Regions from separate parts of the Mus musculus genome. Here region 1 is linked to region 2. A link is a loop called in an ENCODE intact Hi-C map of the cell type or tissue named here. Cell type or tissue: left cerebral cortex. All regions are shown on one strand.

Evidence for each region. Peaks named below come from ENCODE experiments on the same cell type or tissue, not always from the same donor. Only the 100,000 strongest peaks of a DNase experiment are listed, where the experiment ranks them.
Region 1: a loop joins it to region 2, with 2.9 times the contacts of the local background. A loop is called at or near these places in 5 of 42 quality-filtered maps.

The regions. Positions count from the first base shown.
Region 1 is chrX:101,470,649-101,478,648 of GRCm38, forward strand. No RefSeq gene overlaps it. Among named protein-coding and RNA genes, the nearest start is that of Itgb1bp2, 26 kb to the left of the region's middle. In left cerebral cortex, no CTCF peak of the experiment used is centred here; no DNase peak of the experiment used is centred here.
Region 2 is chrX:101,414,316-101,422,315 of GRCm38, forward strand. Zmym3 (zinc finger, MYM-type 3) reads right to left here and starts at 5,907. Exons shown (of 25, transcript NM_019831.3): 1 at 5,831-5,907; 2 at 3,958-4,637; 3 at 2,972-3,015; 4 at 2,594-2,666; 5 at 1,852-2,146; 6 at 1,446-1,623; 7 at 873-1,091; 8 at 433-583; 9 at 107-222. The coding sequence starts at 4,624. In left cerebral cortex, a CTCF peak has its summit at 4,806; DNase peaks (open chromatin) are centred at 4,819, 5,596, 6,007 and 6,669; H3K4me3 peaks cover 2,754 bases; H3K27ac peaks cover 1,652 bases.

The sequences.
Region 1 (8,000 bases), 56 kb after region 2:
TCTACTACGTATGTGGAGGAGGCACCTAGTTCTAGCCCATGTATGTTCTTTGGTTGGTGGTTCAGTCTCTGAGAGCACCTAAGGGTCCAGGGTAGTTGACTCTGTTGGTCTTCCTGTAGAATATCTATCCCCTTTAGGGCCCTCAATCCTTCTTCCATAACAGTACCCAAGCTCCACCCAATGTTTGGCTGTGGGTGGAGCCTGTTTCAGTCAGCTGCTTGGTGGAGCCTCTCAGAGGACAGTCATGCTAGGCTCCTGCCTACAAGCATAAGAGTATCATTAATAGTGTTAGGGATTGGTGCTTGCCCATGGGATGGGTCTCAAATTGGGCTGTTATTGGTTGGCCATTCCCTCAGTCTCCGCTCCATCTTTGTCCCTATATTTCTTTTTTTTGGGGGGGGGGTTGATTTTTCAAGACATGGTTTCTCTGCCCGGCAACTCCCTACATTTTTTGTAGACAGGACAAATTTTGGATCAAAAGTTTTGTGGGTGGGTTGGTGTCCTTATCTCTCCATGGGGTTACAGGAGATCTCTGGTTATCTCTGCCTGGTTACAGGAGGTGGCATCTTCAGGTTCTATATTGAGATGAAGAAACATAACCAAGATAGCATATATAATATAGACTACCTTCTTACCACCACCTAGCAAGTACTCTTTCTTCTTATGCCTGCGATTTCATTCATTCATACATTCTTTCATTTGAGACAGGAGTTCTTTGTGTTAACAGCCCTGGCTGTCCTGGAACTTGATTTGTAGGCCATGCTAGCCTTGAACTCACAGAGATCAACCTGTCTTTGCCTCCTAGTGCTAGGATTAAAGGCCTGAGTCACCACACCTAGCCTTTGTTTAATTTTTTTAAGACTTTAAATTTTACTTTCAATATTTATTTAATTTTATGTCTATTAATGTTTTGGCTACATGTATGTCTGTGACCCACATGTGTATCTGATATCAGAGGCTAGAAGAGTGTATTACACACCCCCTGGAACTGGAATTACAGCCAGTTAAGCTATCATGTGGGCGTTGGGAATCAAACCTGGCTTCTTCGCCAGAGCAGCCAGCGCTCTGAATTGCTGAGCCATCTATCTAGCCCCTTATGCCTTGAATTAAAACTGAGGTCTTGCATGTGCTAAGCAAGTACTCTCCGAGACACTGAGCTCACCTTGAGCCCTGAAAGTTAAGACCTTAAAAAGCACAGGAAAACAAGGCCAGTGTGTGGTACTTGCCTTTGGTTTCAGGATTCAGGAAGCTGAAACAGGTGGAACTCTGGGAGCTTTTGATCAGCATATGCTAGCTTTGTGAGTTTAAGGACAGCCTGGTCTATGTAGTGAGGTCTGGGACTGCCAGAGCTACATAATAAAGAGACCCTGTCTCAAAAAAGCAAGAACAAACAAAACAGAAAAACAATAAATGGGAACTAATATTATTTGAATATTGTCATGAGAATGTTATTTTAGAAATGGGCTTGAGAAAATTGGCATATAGGAACAGAAAGGCAAGGAGGTACTTACTGGTAAGGAATACTGGCGTTTGTAAAAAAACATCAGCACTCAAAATAGGCATTTTTCTAGAGGATTACCTGCATCATTTTGGTACTTTAAAATATTCAACTCTATTTACTTATTTAGACTTGCAATGTGTAGGAGTGTTTTGCTCCCATGCATGTCTGTGCACCAAGTGCATGCCTGGTGCCCTTGAGGCCAGAAGAACACCAGAATCCTCTGGAAATGAGTCATAGACAGGACAGTTGTGAGTCACCACTGTAATAACATGCACAGACCCACAGAGACACAGACACAAATACACTTTAGTCAAAGTTAATAAATTAAATTAAAAGATAAGGTCTCACGTAGCAGAGTCTGGCCTTGGTCAGATCCTCCTGTCTCTCTGCTCTGTGTGCTGAGAATGTTCCGCGGTGTATAGTATGAAATACTTTCATATAAGACTCCTTCGTTTCTTTTTTTTTAAAGATTGATTTATTTATTAAATGTGAGTACACCTGTAGCTCCCTTCAGACACACCAGAAGAGGGCGTCAGATCTCATTACGGATAGTTGTGAGCCACCATGTGGTTGCTGGGATTTGACTCAGGACCTTCGGAATAGGAGTCAGTGCTCTTAACTGTGAGCCATCTCTCCAGTCTGACTTCTTCGTTTCTAAAATGGAACAAGTTTGTCAAATTGAAATAAAAGTTACTTTCTTCCAGTTTATTCTTCATAGAAAGTCACATTTAACAGTTTAGTTGACACACAACCTATCCCTTTCCTTTTCCTTTTTGGGGTAGAGGTAGAAGGATGTGAAAGAGTGGCTGTGTAGCCCAGAATGGCCTTGAACTTGTAAACTTGTTCTTCCTGGCTCTTTCTGATTATAGGCGTGTGTCACCATAGCCCCTGATTCATCTGATTTCCAAGCATTTCAAATATACACTGGAATATTTAGAGCAGCAGTTATCAGCCTGTGGGTCACGACAGCTTTAGCAAACCTTTTTCAAAAATAATATTTAAATTACAATTCATAACCATAACAAAATGAATTATGAAGTAGTAATGAGTACTTCTATGGTTGAGGGTCAGCACAACATGAAGAACTGTATTAAGAAGTGGCAGCATCAGGACAGTTAAGAACTGCTGATGTGCTGGGCAGTGGTGGCGCACACCTTTAATCCCAGCACTTGGGAGGCAGAGGCAGGTGGATTTCTGAGTTCGAGGCCAGCCTGGTCTACAAAGTGAGTTCCAGGACAGCCAGGGCTATACAGAGAAACCCTGTCTAATGTAGAGGCATAGAAAGAACTGCTGATGTAGAGGCATAGAAAAAGTCTGAGCAAATACAATACCTAATATGCAAAAGTTTGTTTCTTTTCCTTTCCAGATAATTTGGAATAAAAAATATATTTTGGCACTGGGGATTGAACCCAGAGCTTTAAACATGCTAACTATGTGCTCTACCCCTGAGCTGCATCCCCAGCCTAGAGTCATTTTATAATAGTGTTCTGTAAGTTCTGTAGCCATTAACTATATTACATTCTATTCCATTATATGTGCACCTGGGGATCAAACCAGCACTCCATCATTGCCTACACCCCAGCTCCACATAGTTCTTGAAGGTATTTCCTTGTCAATCAATATGTAAAGATCTCTTACACTCATTCGTGTATTGCATAATAATTATTGTATAGATATTTTATAGATCGATTGCTCCCCTATTGATAAACACTTAGGTTGTTTCTTTTTTAATAAAATAAATAAATAAATTTGTGTTCAGCCAGGCATAGTAAATGCTTTAATCTTAGCACTTAGGGGACAAAAGCTAGTGGATCTCTCTGAGTTCGAGGCCAGCCTGGTCTACAGAGTGAGTTCCAGGACAGCCAGAGCTACACAGAAAAACCTTGTCTTGAAAAATAGAAAGAAAGAAAGAAAGAAAGAAAGAAAGAAAGAAAGAAAAAGAAATCCAAACTAACTGCAACAAAACAAAACAAAGAGACAGAGAAAAAATAAAAAATAAGCACGGGAAACGAATGCACAGGAATGTACACAGTAACTTCCCAAATACAAAACCAGAAGCCATAATAGATAAGCAGAAGACAAAGATGGTGAAACTTGCCCAAAGCATTGTGAGAAGGTATCTTCCAAAATACCATTGGGTTCATACTGTTGGGCCTGGGGCCTGCTCTTAAGTGTGGACTGTATACGTAGTGAGACTCTGTTGGAGAAGCTAATTTTTCATTTGGAGCAGTACCATCCACAGGCAGGTGGGTCTGAGCTATATAAAATATTAGCTGAACATGAGCAAGCCAGTTAGGAACGTTTATCAGTGGTCTCAGTTTTTGCCTTCAGTTCCTGCCCTTAGCTTTCCTCAGTAATGGACTGTAACTTGTGAGCTGAAATAACTGCATTCCTCCCTGGCGGAGTTTGGTTATGACATTTATCACAGCAACAGAACACACAAACAGAACACTAGGCAAGGTTGTGTATGCGGCAAGGCTAGCAAATATTTGTACCATGGACAATCTGAAAGGTAGAAATTAGAAACCTGGATCTTAAAACGTTTTTAAATTATAGCTAGACGTTCATTTATATAAGTCAGTTAAAAGTCGGATATTATGGCCTGGAGTGAGCGGGGGCCCAGAGTAAGTGGGGGGCCAGAGCAAGAGGGAGAAGGGAAGGGGGAGGAAGTCAGGTATTATTATTATTATTATTATTTTTTTTTTTTTGGTTTTTCGAGACAGGGTTTCTCTGTATAGCCCTGGCTGTCCTGGAACTCACTTTGTAGACCAGGCTGGCCTCGAACTCAGAAATCCGCCTGCCTCTGCCTCCCCAGTGCTGGGATTAAAGGTGTGCGCCACCACGCCTGGCTTGGAAGTCAGGTATTATAAAAGGACATAATAGAATAAAAGTTAAATATGAAAACTGGAGAGGTAGCTTGGTGGTTAAAACCCATTTACTGCTCTTCCAGAGCAATGCAGTTACTCCCGTCATCCACGTTGTATAGTTCACAAACACCTGCAACTTCTGCTCCAGAGGACTCAGTACTGAACACTGACAGAAGCATGCACCACACACAACACATACACAGAGTTTTGTTGTTGGGTTTTTTTAAAAAAAGATTTATTTAATATGTTGTTACCTTCAAATACACCAGAAGATGGCATCAGATCCTATTACAGATGGTTGTGAGACACCATATGGTCACTGGGAATTGAACCCTGAACCTCTGGAAGAGCAGTCCAGTACTCTTAACCACTGAGCCATCTTTCCAGCCCCTCCCTTTTAAAAGTCATATATTAATTACCTCAGTCCCCCAATTCTCTTTCTAGAGACAACCACTATTGCTAGTGGTCTTTGTTGTTGTTTTGAAAAGGGATCTCACTGTTTAGGCTCTGATGGCTTGAAACTCACTATGTAGTTCAGGGTGGCCTCAAGCTGGAGGTGAACTTCTTCTCTAATGCTGAGATTATGGCTTGTGCCACCATGCCTGCTGGCATGTGTGCTTGTATCAATATGTCTTTCTGCTTTTTCCAGAAAAGTTATATGTTATTAATCCATTCTTTTACTAAAATCTCTAAAACTGTTTCACACCAATATACACATAGTACCTTATTCTTCTATATGGCTATATCATAATTTAACGTGTCTCCAACATTTCATTTCCTTGCAGTTTCCTGCCATGCAAATCCCCTTGAACACACTTAATGTACACAGTATAATGCAGGATAGATCCCTAGAGGAACTGCTGGATATCACATAGTAGCTGCTCTCATTCCTTGGCCAGTTCATCTCACATCTTCTTCATTCTTCAATATATATATATATATATATATAACATTGGAGGTAGAGAGCAAAAGTGATTTCATCAGCTTCTAGAGTGCTGTACCATGGGTGAAACCCAATCATGCCTCTAAGCCTCATAGATTGGTTCAGGCAACTCAGGCTGAGCCCATGGCACCATTTTCCTGTTCACAGGGATTGTTTAGGAATGCACCAAGACCCAATAAAATGACTGAGGGGATTTGCTGAAGGATTTGTGGGTAGAAGTTGTCCCCCCCCCCCGGGTGAGGTACAAGAAGCCAGCCTTTTCTTTTAGACAGTGTGGTGGCTGCCTTCAAATACTTCATTCCTTTTGCTACCAAGGAATGAATCCATTTTAAAATGAAGCACATACTTTAGAAGGCTGATAGAAGGAAATTGGGTCTTTGATATTGCTATCTGTGGAATCAAAGCAACACAATACCTGCTCTTCTGAAGTCTGTAATTGAATGAACCAAGAAATTCTCTTATCACTGAAGCCTATTGGAATTGGGTTTTTCATTACTTACTAATTTTAAAAGGATATGTACTTCTGTATGTTTTGTTTGTTTTGTTTTGAAACAGGGTTTCTCTGTGTAGCCTTGGCTGTCTTGGAACTCTCTAAGTAGGCCAGGCTGGCCTGCAGAGTGCTGAGACTAAAAGAATGGGCCACCATGTCTGGCAAAAGGATATGTACTTTTAAAATATTTTGACAATTGCCTTTCCAAAACTTATACCAACAGCTGAACAACAAAACAGAAGGGAAGTCTGTTTCTCTATATTCTTGCCAAATAATATATTACCATATTTTCTAATATTGCTATTAAAAATATTTATTCTTTGATAATTCATACAATGTATTTGGATCTTATTTACCTCCTCCCCCAAACCCCTCCCAGATCACCCTCACCTCTCCACCCACCTCTTCAGCTTGTGTTGCCCGAATACTCTTGGTTGCTGGCCTGCCCTGGAGTATGGTAGACCTTTCTCCCTTGTCCAGCAGCTATCAAATCCAATAACTCCTCAGTAGAGAATGGGACTTAATGCCCACCCGCAGTAGTAAACCCTACCCACTTTCTGGGACTTTGTCTGGTTTGAGCCTTTGAGAGTCTTGTGCTTTTTGTCATAATCACTGTGAGTTCATATGCATATGCTTCCCTGTGCTGATCCCTGTATTAGTCAGAGTTCTCTATACTCTATATACTTATGGGTAGTCTCTATATAGTATGGGAATTTGTTGATGACTTACAGTCTGCAGTCCAACTCCCCAACAATGGTCAGCAGCAGCTGTAAATGGAAGTCCATGGATCTAGCAGTTGCTCAGTCCCACACGGCAAGCAAGTGAAGAAGAGAGAGTGAACCTTCCTTCTTCCAATGGCCTTATGTAGGTCTCCAGCAGAAGGTGTGGCCCAGATTAAAGGTGTGTGCTACCACACCTGGATCTGGGACTTGCTTTGTCCCAGATGACCTTGAACTCAGAGATCGCCATGTCTTAATCTTCTGGGATTCATAGCCACTGTGCCTCAAGATCTCCATGCCAAGATCCAGGTCAGAAACTTGTATCTCCCAGCCTCCAGATCAGGATCACAGGTGAACCTTCCAATTCTGGATTGTAGTTCACTGGAGTTATAGACAAGTTGACAACGAGGAATAGCCACTATAATCGCCCACTTCTGGCTCTTACAGTCTTTTCTGGCTTCTCTTCCTCAATGATCCCCGAGCCTTGGAGGGAGGGGTGTGTTTGAGATGTTCCTGATACTACCATTTTTATAATAAAATTAGTGTTTTGTTTTGTGTTTAATTTATAATCTTTAGATGACTAGTAAAATCAGGTCTGTTTGTTTGTATTCACTGCCCCATCCTTCATGGCTCCCAGGATTGGCCTAACAGGGCTGTAAGAGAATAAGGGATGCATGGCAAAGCTGGGATCTAGTGGATGAGGCTCTAAAGGAGAAGCTGCAGCATCCCGGAAGCGCAGTGTATTTCATATATGCACTTTTGTCTTTATAGTTAGGCTTTTACTGCTGTGAACAGACACCATGACCTAGGCAATTCTTATAAGAACATTTAATTAGGGCTGAGTTACAGGTTCAGAGGTTCAATCCATTAACATCAAGGCAGGAGCATGGCAGCATCCAGACAGGCATGGTGCAGGAGGACCTGAGAGCCCTACATCTTCATCTGAAGGCTGCTAGCAGAATACTGGCTTCCAGGCAGCTAGGATGAGGGTCTTAAAGCCCACACCCACAGTGTCTCACCTACTCCAACAAGGCCACACCTTCTTATAGTCCCTGGACTGAGCATATACAAACCATAACACAGTTGAACAGGGAAGCAGACTATTGCATGCAGCTGACCAAGGAGACAGGTTTAGCTAATATTGGGTTAGGAGCACTTTCTGTAGGGGAGCAGCCTTCAGGCCATACATATCCAGGAGGAGAGCGCTTCAGCAGGCTTTTCTGCACACAGTATCAACATTTGCGCTCAAGCCGGGCGTGATAGCGCAAGCCTTTGATCCCAGCACTCTGGAGGCAGAGGCAGGCAGATTTCTGAGTTCAAGGCCAGCCTGGTCTACAAAGTGAGATCCAGGACAGCCAGAGCTATACAAAAAAGAAAAAAAATTGAGCTCAAGCAAGAGGTAAACTTTGTCATCCTGCTGAGTCTCACCCAGGAGGAAGGCGTGGCCATTTGTTGGAGACTAGAGTCCTTGACATGGCCA
Region 2 (8,000 bases):
GGGGGGGTCGGGCTTGCTCTTTGCTCTACCCAGGCCTACCTATCCCAGTTCTCCTACCCTTTCCCTGTTGCCACTCCCTTTATCCCTGGTCCAGGGCCTGGAGTACCTGGAACTTGGTCCAGCAGCTGGGGCTGCAGAACTGGTAGACTGTGCGATCAACTTTGTTGTAGTAACAAGGGTCAGAGAGGCTGCGGCGGCAGAAGCTGCAGGGTCGGGGAGGGCCTGGGGCATAGAAAGAAAGAGAGAAAGAGAGAGAAAAGAGGAAGAGAGAGCACATAGAAGGTGTAAGGTAGGGCAGAGATGGAATAGAAAGTCCATGGGAAGATGTGGCTGGGGCCGAGGTTGGGCAGCAGAAATTACTCTACAAGAGGGAAATATGGGAAGCAGAAGGAAGGCCAGCAGGGATCTCAGAGAAGAGGGCTTTGCACCTACCAGTGAGCCCTGCCTGCTTCACTTTGTAAGAAGTGGTACAGCACAGGGAACAGAACAAGCTGGTCTTGCCATTACGATCCACATGTGATAGCATCTCAAAGTTCTTACACAGGGTCTTGCACCAGACACATGGGTACACACGTGTGTTTTTCTGTGAGGATGGGGAAGGAGAGGCTGAGGCTGGGTTTGTCCCTTCACTTTTATTTTTAAAATTTTTTAAACATGAAATAGTTCAGGCATACAAAAAAGTATAATGATGATATAACAAAGACCTGTGTGTCCACCAGCCAGCTTCAAAAATAAAACATAACAGATACAATTGAAACCCCCTTTATTTGTTTTATTTTTCCCAGCCCTCGACCCTTCAGGCACCTTTATTTATCACCCAAGAACCACACCCCCTTCCATAGCCCTCTAATGCACTACTCCCTCGGCCCCACCTTCTTGTATGCCCCCAAGCACGTTGTGTTGCAAAACCGCTTTTGTTGACCATCATGAAACAGGAGCTCTGGGCCAAGGCCCCCAGGCCTGGCATAGATGTAAGCCCCACACTGGTCACAACAGTTGGTTTTCAGTCCCTTGTTGGCTCGGAATTTGGAGAAGCAAGAATCGCTGCAGAGTCGGTGTACCACGCTGCCATTGCTGACCTCATGAAGAACCTGCCACACATATATATACACACCCTGAGCTGAGGCCAGGCCACCACCGCCCACCCCAATCAATGCAAGGACCGGACTCCCACCTCACCCTAGACCTTTACAGCAGACAATGGGCCTAGGACCCCCCAACCTGTGCTTCAGGCTGTAGACTTGATGACGAGATCCTGGGAGGTAAGGAGGTTAGCTGCATACATCTGGGAGAAGCTCTAGCCTTGAATTTACTCCCTCACATTAGCTACCTTTTCCTCCCAAATCCCTTTCTCCCAGGGTTCAGCCCCTGCAGCTCAAGAACTAGAGGGGCGGGTGGGTCAGAGCCAGCAGGCTCCTAAGTTAGCCTGTGGTGAGTACCCTCACCTCTCCAGTCTTCTGGCATATGCTGCAGCGAGTGGCATCGGCAGGATCCCCAGACTGGGGGATTGGACGCTGCTGCTGGGCCTCATAGAGAGAGAGACAGACAGATGTGCAGAACTCATGGAAGGAGCCTCCTGGACCAGTCTGTACCACAACTGAGTCCTTGGTGTTCCAGATCTCCCTGGAGGTGGGAATAGGTTTCAGTAATCCAGGATCACCCTCTTATTCCAGCAGTAACCCCTGCACTCCCTAGGATGCCTACTGATGACCACAGACTCAAATACTCTAACCACTTCCTTAAAATTAACCCTATCATCTCCATCCTGCTTGGTTTTGCCAACATAATCTCTCTCACCCATAACTCCCTCCCCTAGTCCCTGCCCCCGCCCACCCTAAGATCTGAACGCACTTCTTGCAGAAGGTACAGGTCTTTCTGCCCAAGGGCTTCTTGGAGTAAGTAGTGAGACAAGATGAAGAACAGAAGAGCTGAGGCAACCCCTTGCGCTGATAGGCCGTCTGCCCCTTCTGCAGTGGTGTCCGGCAATGTGCACAAGACATCTTGGTGCCCATTGAAGAGCGCCCAGCCCTTTGTGCCATACTTGAGCGCAGGGACATGCGAGGAGAGCGCCGGGGCCGGAATGGCACAAAGTCCTCATCATTGGGGTCATCTACCATGGCATCAGAATCCTCATCTGACACTGGAACTGTGGGAGTAGGCGGGGCAGTGAGAAAAGACCACCAGAGCAGATCTCCAGCCATTTGATGGTCAGATCCATAGTAAGTTCAAATACTGATCCTGGGATCTCTGGTACTCCCCTCTTGTTCTGGCCCTTAGACTTCCTCTCCCATTACACTGGATCTTAAGCTACTCATGGTTTTTCTACAATATTCAGGAGAGGAAGGGAGGTTCTAAGAGAGAAGACTGGGGACAGGGACAGTATAGTTGAAACTTACTATTCTTACTGTTCTTCTTTTCAATTTTCCCCCACTACCATTTGGTTCCCATGCCAACCCACAGCAGAGACAGGCACTTCTCTTTCTGCAGAGAGGAACTACAGGGGCCAGAAGACCCATGCCCTGTCCTAATCCCACCTTCAAGCTCTTCTGTGCACCTGGAATTCCCAGGTCCCGCTTCCTCCAATCCTACTTACTGCTCTCAGTGGAGTCCACAACCTCAGGCTTTGGAGGTTCTGCTCTTCTAACGCGCTCGCTTCTCTTCTGTACCTTGGAAAGAGGGGCGGGGGGTTGGGGGGGAAAGCTGACACTAGTGGCAGGCTAACTGGAGTTCGAGGTTTGGGGTGGGGACAGGAGATGGAAGGTGAGGTGAGAGACTTGGGACCCTTGGCCCAGCCCTAAAGAGAAGGTGAAAATGGGGAGCTGGACTTCATTCTAAGAATCAGTAAACACGGGAGTTCCTCCCTTCTCTGACTCTGACAGCACCCCCCCAACATCTGGGAGGAAAATGAGGGTTCTCTCCTTCTTAGAGCTATAGGGGGAACTAGACTCTTTCCAATCCCCTCCCCCCTCACCCTCTCAGGCGGCTTCTCAATCTCCTTCCCAGTCAGGCCATCTCCTGCAAAGGAAGCAAGAAGGTAGCCTAAGTCTTGAGCCTGTCCAGGGCCGTCCAGGGCCGGCCCCCACCTCCATTCCTGGGGAACAATTTACTCCAAACTGAATGGGAAAACTTGAGTGCCTGTGGCTTCTAACCCTTTCAGGGTTACCTCAGACTTGGTACTATGGTGAAAATGGGGAGGGTATGTGTGCAGCTATTCTCCATGAGATAAAACGTATTCTCTTACCCCTCCAATCATTTCTGTCCCACTGTGCATGAAGAATTTATATTTTACCAACAAAAACAAATGTAACCACTTAAAAGGAGCAAGAAGGGGAAAGCCCATCAATGTATGGGTAGGTCCCTCTGGACTTTGGTGAGATATAAGATATATCAGTTTACCTATCTGAAGACCCTTATCACAGGCTAGAGGAGATATAGCACTAGGTAGATTCAGGGAGAAACTAGAGCTTCAAGTCTAGATCGCCCCTCCCCTATCAGAGATGCAATCCTAGATCCTGCCTCTCTACCATTACCCTGAAATCGGTATGCTGTTAGGGGGCTTCAGAGAGGAGTTACCATCCATCAATCCCAGAAACTCCACTCCTATTTAGAATCAAACAGCTGGAAAAATCATAGAGCCTAGAAGCCTGCTATTTTCCTTCAAACCCTGAAGGAAGGACCCTGGTACTGGAAACCCATTGGGGCTATGAGAAAGGGAACCTCTGCCATCCAATCCATTCCCTCACACTACCCCATTTATCCTGCGCAGCCCCTCCATGCCTCCCACCCCTGTTTTCCACAATCTTCACCACACCCCACTCCTCCTTCAGCACACAGAGCCCTGCTCTAATCTTCCCAGCCTCCTGTCCCCTCCTCCTCCACTTCTCAAAGCACAGAGCCAGCCCTCCTGACCACCACCCTTTCTTTCCCCAGGCCCCTCCAAACGGTTAGGTGACCTACCTGGCAACGAAGGATGTGCAGTAGGGGTACATACCCCAGGTTTGCTCTGAGAACTGTTGATGCCATCCCCCAGAGTCTCTCCCACTGAAGGGCTAGGGGGTGCATTGGGGCTCTGTGGCTGCCCTTGGGTATGCTCCTCCTCCTGCCCAGGGGAGCCCCTTCTCCTTGTAGCTAAGGGGGGTATCTCCTCTTCAATATGAGGAGACTCCAGGATTATTGGAGAATCTGGAGCCAAAGGTTCTAGTAGCCCCTCAGGTGAAGGGGGACTAGCCCCAGCCCCTGGATCAGGTGGCATCACCTCAGGGGTTTGACACCCTGGTCCAGGCTCTAGGGTCTGCTCCCCCGAATCCCATGCAAGGGTTCCCTCAGGACCATGGTCCACCTCTGGGGGAGAAGGGGCTTTATAGAGTAGCCCCCCCAGCCCCAGTAGCTCAGTGGCTCCATCCAGAACTCCTCCAGGGTCCTTCTCCAGGCCAGAAGGGGTATCAAGCAGGTCCAGGGCTCCAGAGGATGGAGACGGACCTGGGGGAGCCCATCCTCGACTTGGGGCAGTCTGAGATTCCAGCAGATCCTCTCCAAATTCCATGTCTACTGGAAGGTCTCCAGCCAGGGGCTTCTCTGGCAGGGTCAATGGGTCAAATGGACTGGGGAAATCACTGGGGTCCATGGCTGGGTATGGGCTGCAGATCGGAAGAGGGGGCAGTAGAGGTGGTCTTAGCCTGAATTTCTTATGTCGGCTGTGGGACACACCCCGTCCGTCATCCACTTGGATTTCTCATTAGCAGCCGCCCCCCACAGCCGATAGGCATTTCCACAGGCTTCAGGCTCAATGTCCACTCCCCCCCCAATACAGCGCCCTCTGTGGGGAGTGGCGTTCCCTGCCCTGGCCCCGTGCCCACACTCGCCAGGCAGTTGGTCTCTAACCCGCCCGACACCCCCCACGGAGACTCGTAGCTCCTTCCTCCCTACCTCTCACACACCCCCCACCTCAGACTCAACGCCCCCTCACATTTTCCCGTGCCTGCCGCAGCCAGAAACCTTTCCCGCTCCGGCGACCTCAGCCCCTGGTCCCTTCTCACTCCCCCCCAAAAGCCCCCCAGGTCTCCAGTCTCTCCCCATCCTCTCCAGCCCCAGCGCCCCTCCCCGCGGAGCCCGTCCTCTCTCAGCCCTTCCCCGCCCCCACAAACTGCTCTTCCTAACCGTCTCCCCCCCACTCGGTTACCTTTCAGGGTGGACCACTTCCTCAGCCCCGTCCCCCCTTTCCTACTGCACCCCTAGTCCTTCCCTTCTCCTGTTGCCCACCCCCCACCTCAGGCATTTACAGGAAGACATTTTGGAGCTACGATTCCTGCTCAAACCCCCCTCCCGGCTACTGCGAGATCCCGCCTGCAGGTTCGGTTCGGCTTGAACAGACCCGACCCCTACCTGAGGCAGGGTTAGAGTAACCGCTACAAGCCTAGAACTGCAGACAGCAACGGCCCCGCGCTCCTTCTCCACCTCCCTCCCTAGCAGCCGGGACAGGGGTCGCGGCCCCTTTAAATGGCAGCGCCGCTTGCAGCGCTGAGCGCTCTGCACCAGGCAGGCGGGCGGTGCCAGCGACCAATCCCATTGGCTGGCTGGAGGAGGGGGCTCGCGAGACAGCGCCGGCCCCCGGCGCGAGACTCCCAGCCCAGTGGCCGCCTGGAAATTGCGGAGTGGAGTGCCGTCACTGGGGATGGAGCGTGAGCCCCCGCCCGGGGCCCCGTTAGTTGAGGAAAAGATAGCCTCTGGAGCTTTGGAGCCCGCCCCCGGGGAAGGCGGCGCCCCCTCTCCACCGAAGGGCCTAGTACACTAAATACACAAAAAAAGGAAGAAAAACCCCACATCTACGCACCTGCTTTCCTTACCTGGCTCAAGAGCCTGGCCCCGTCACACCCGTGCCCGCCCTATCTCCAGAGCCCACTCTACCCGTGATCCCCTCCTCTCATTCAAATGGTTCCCGGTCCCCTCCCCCTCCCCGTGGCTCTCCGCTTCCCACTCGTGTTCCCCCCAGCGTCCCCCCTCAGCACTCCCTACCTACGCCATGCAGCAGACGCCTGCCAAGATTACCCTCCCCCATCCCCACCTCTCCGGGGCCCGGCCCCCCGGGCGACTGTTGGGGTAGTGACAGCGGAGAATGGGGGAGGCAAAGACCCAACCCTCAAGTGCCCCTCCTCCCCTTGTCTGCAACCTCAGCCCCCACTTCCAACCTGTCTAAGAGTCGTAGTTATGGGGTGTCTTAAGCTTACCCTTGCCAGTTAAATGGTTCTGGCTTAGTGACAACGCCTATGCAGTAACGGTTACTGCCTGGTGACCCCCCCCCCCAAAGCAGGTTCTGCAAGGCTACACCCCCGTCTCCCTCCATGGCCTTCGGTTAAGTTCTGGGATCATTGCACTGAATCCTCCTGTAGGAGCTTGAATTTTCTCTTGAATAGTTTTGGTCATCAGAAGCCCCCCACCCACCCATCCACTTGCACACACACACACAGACACACACAAACACTGTCCTTCCCTTTTCCCTCTTTTTCTGTTCTTGTAGGTCTCTCCCTCACAGTCTCTTTGCGTCTCTGCCTCCTGAGAGCACTCAAACACAGCCTCCAGGGATCGTACTAGATGGTGGGCGTGGCTGTGATTAAGGCTTGAGAAGTAGGGTAGGGGTAGGGGTCACTAATACTAGGTCTACTGCCTTAAAAGAATAGGTGGCAGTGTTCATTCTCAGGCCTCATGACAGAACACTTCACAATCCCTCTCTCCACATTCCCAGGATAGTTCTAAGGGCTGCACAGCACTTACCGGACTTAGATACTAGAAACTCAGGCAAGAAGCGTCCAGTGTTGTCCATTGCTCCTCTAATGTGCTTCTGACCTTTCCTCCTTCCCATAGAAAGCCTGCCCACCCTTGTCCTTGGGAATTTTACCCATATTTTAACAGAAGCCTTGTTTTCCCTTCCGCCTACCCCCCCTCAGCCTTGAGGTTGTCTTTGCTCTCTCCTACATCAGAGATAAATGTAATTTTTTTCCGGTGTAGATTGCCTAAACCCGGCTTTCTGTGTCTTAATCAGTATGCTCTGTAGCCATCTCCCACTTTCTGCCTCTTTCTGTTTCTACTGTTTCTTTGTATTTTCTGTTTCTTCCTGGCCCCCTGGCTGTTCTGGGGGTAGAATGTCTAATTTGGTGGCAGATCACGAATTTTCAAGTGGAGTGAAGAGCATCTAAGAGGGAGGGGTGACTTCTGCTCTGGCACGGTGGTCTGGTATTCCAGCACTTAGAAGGCTGTATCAGGATTATGACCATGAGAAAAGCCTGGGCTACATAGTGAAACACCTGTCTCAAAACCAAAAACTGGGTGTGGTGGTGTGCAGGGAACCTGAGGCGAGAGGATTCCCTGTGGTGTGAAGACAGCCTGGACTACATAGCAAGACCCTGTTTCAAAAGAACAAATGCAAACTAAAACAAAACTTCAGTCACACTAAACAACAACTAGGGGCAGTGAGACGTGCAGCAGGGAAAGGCCTTTGCTGCCAAGTCTAAGGACCCAGATAATAGGAGAGAACCTAGGCCTGCAAGTTGTCCTCTGACCAGCACACCTGTGATGTAGCATGCATGCATACACAGGCACACGAAATAATAAGTATGTTTTTTAAACTAATAACAAGGAGCACAGGATTTTACAATAGTACTATCACTCTGCATGATATTATAATGGTAGACACATTATTCAAATACAATGTAAACTACTAAGAGTAAGTGCTAATATAAACTACGGACTTTGGTTAGTAATGATACATCCCTGCCCATTCATGGATTGAAACAAATGTACCTATCTTGTCCTGGATGTTGATAATAGGCAAGGCCATGAGTGTGTGGGGACATGGATATACAGGAAAGCTCTGTCTACATAATTTTACTATGAAACTAAAACTCTATCCGCACCCACACACACCCCAAATCTTTGATTAGTTGGTTTTGGGTGAGATTTTGTTCTTTGTTTGTTTGGTTGGTGTTTTATTTCCTGTTTTGGGTATG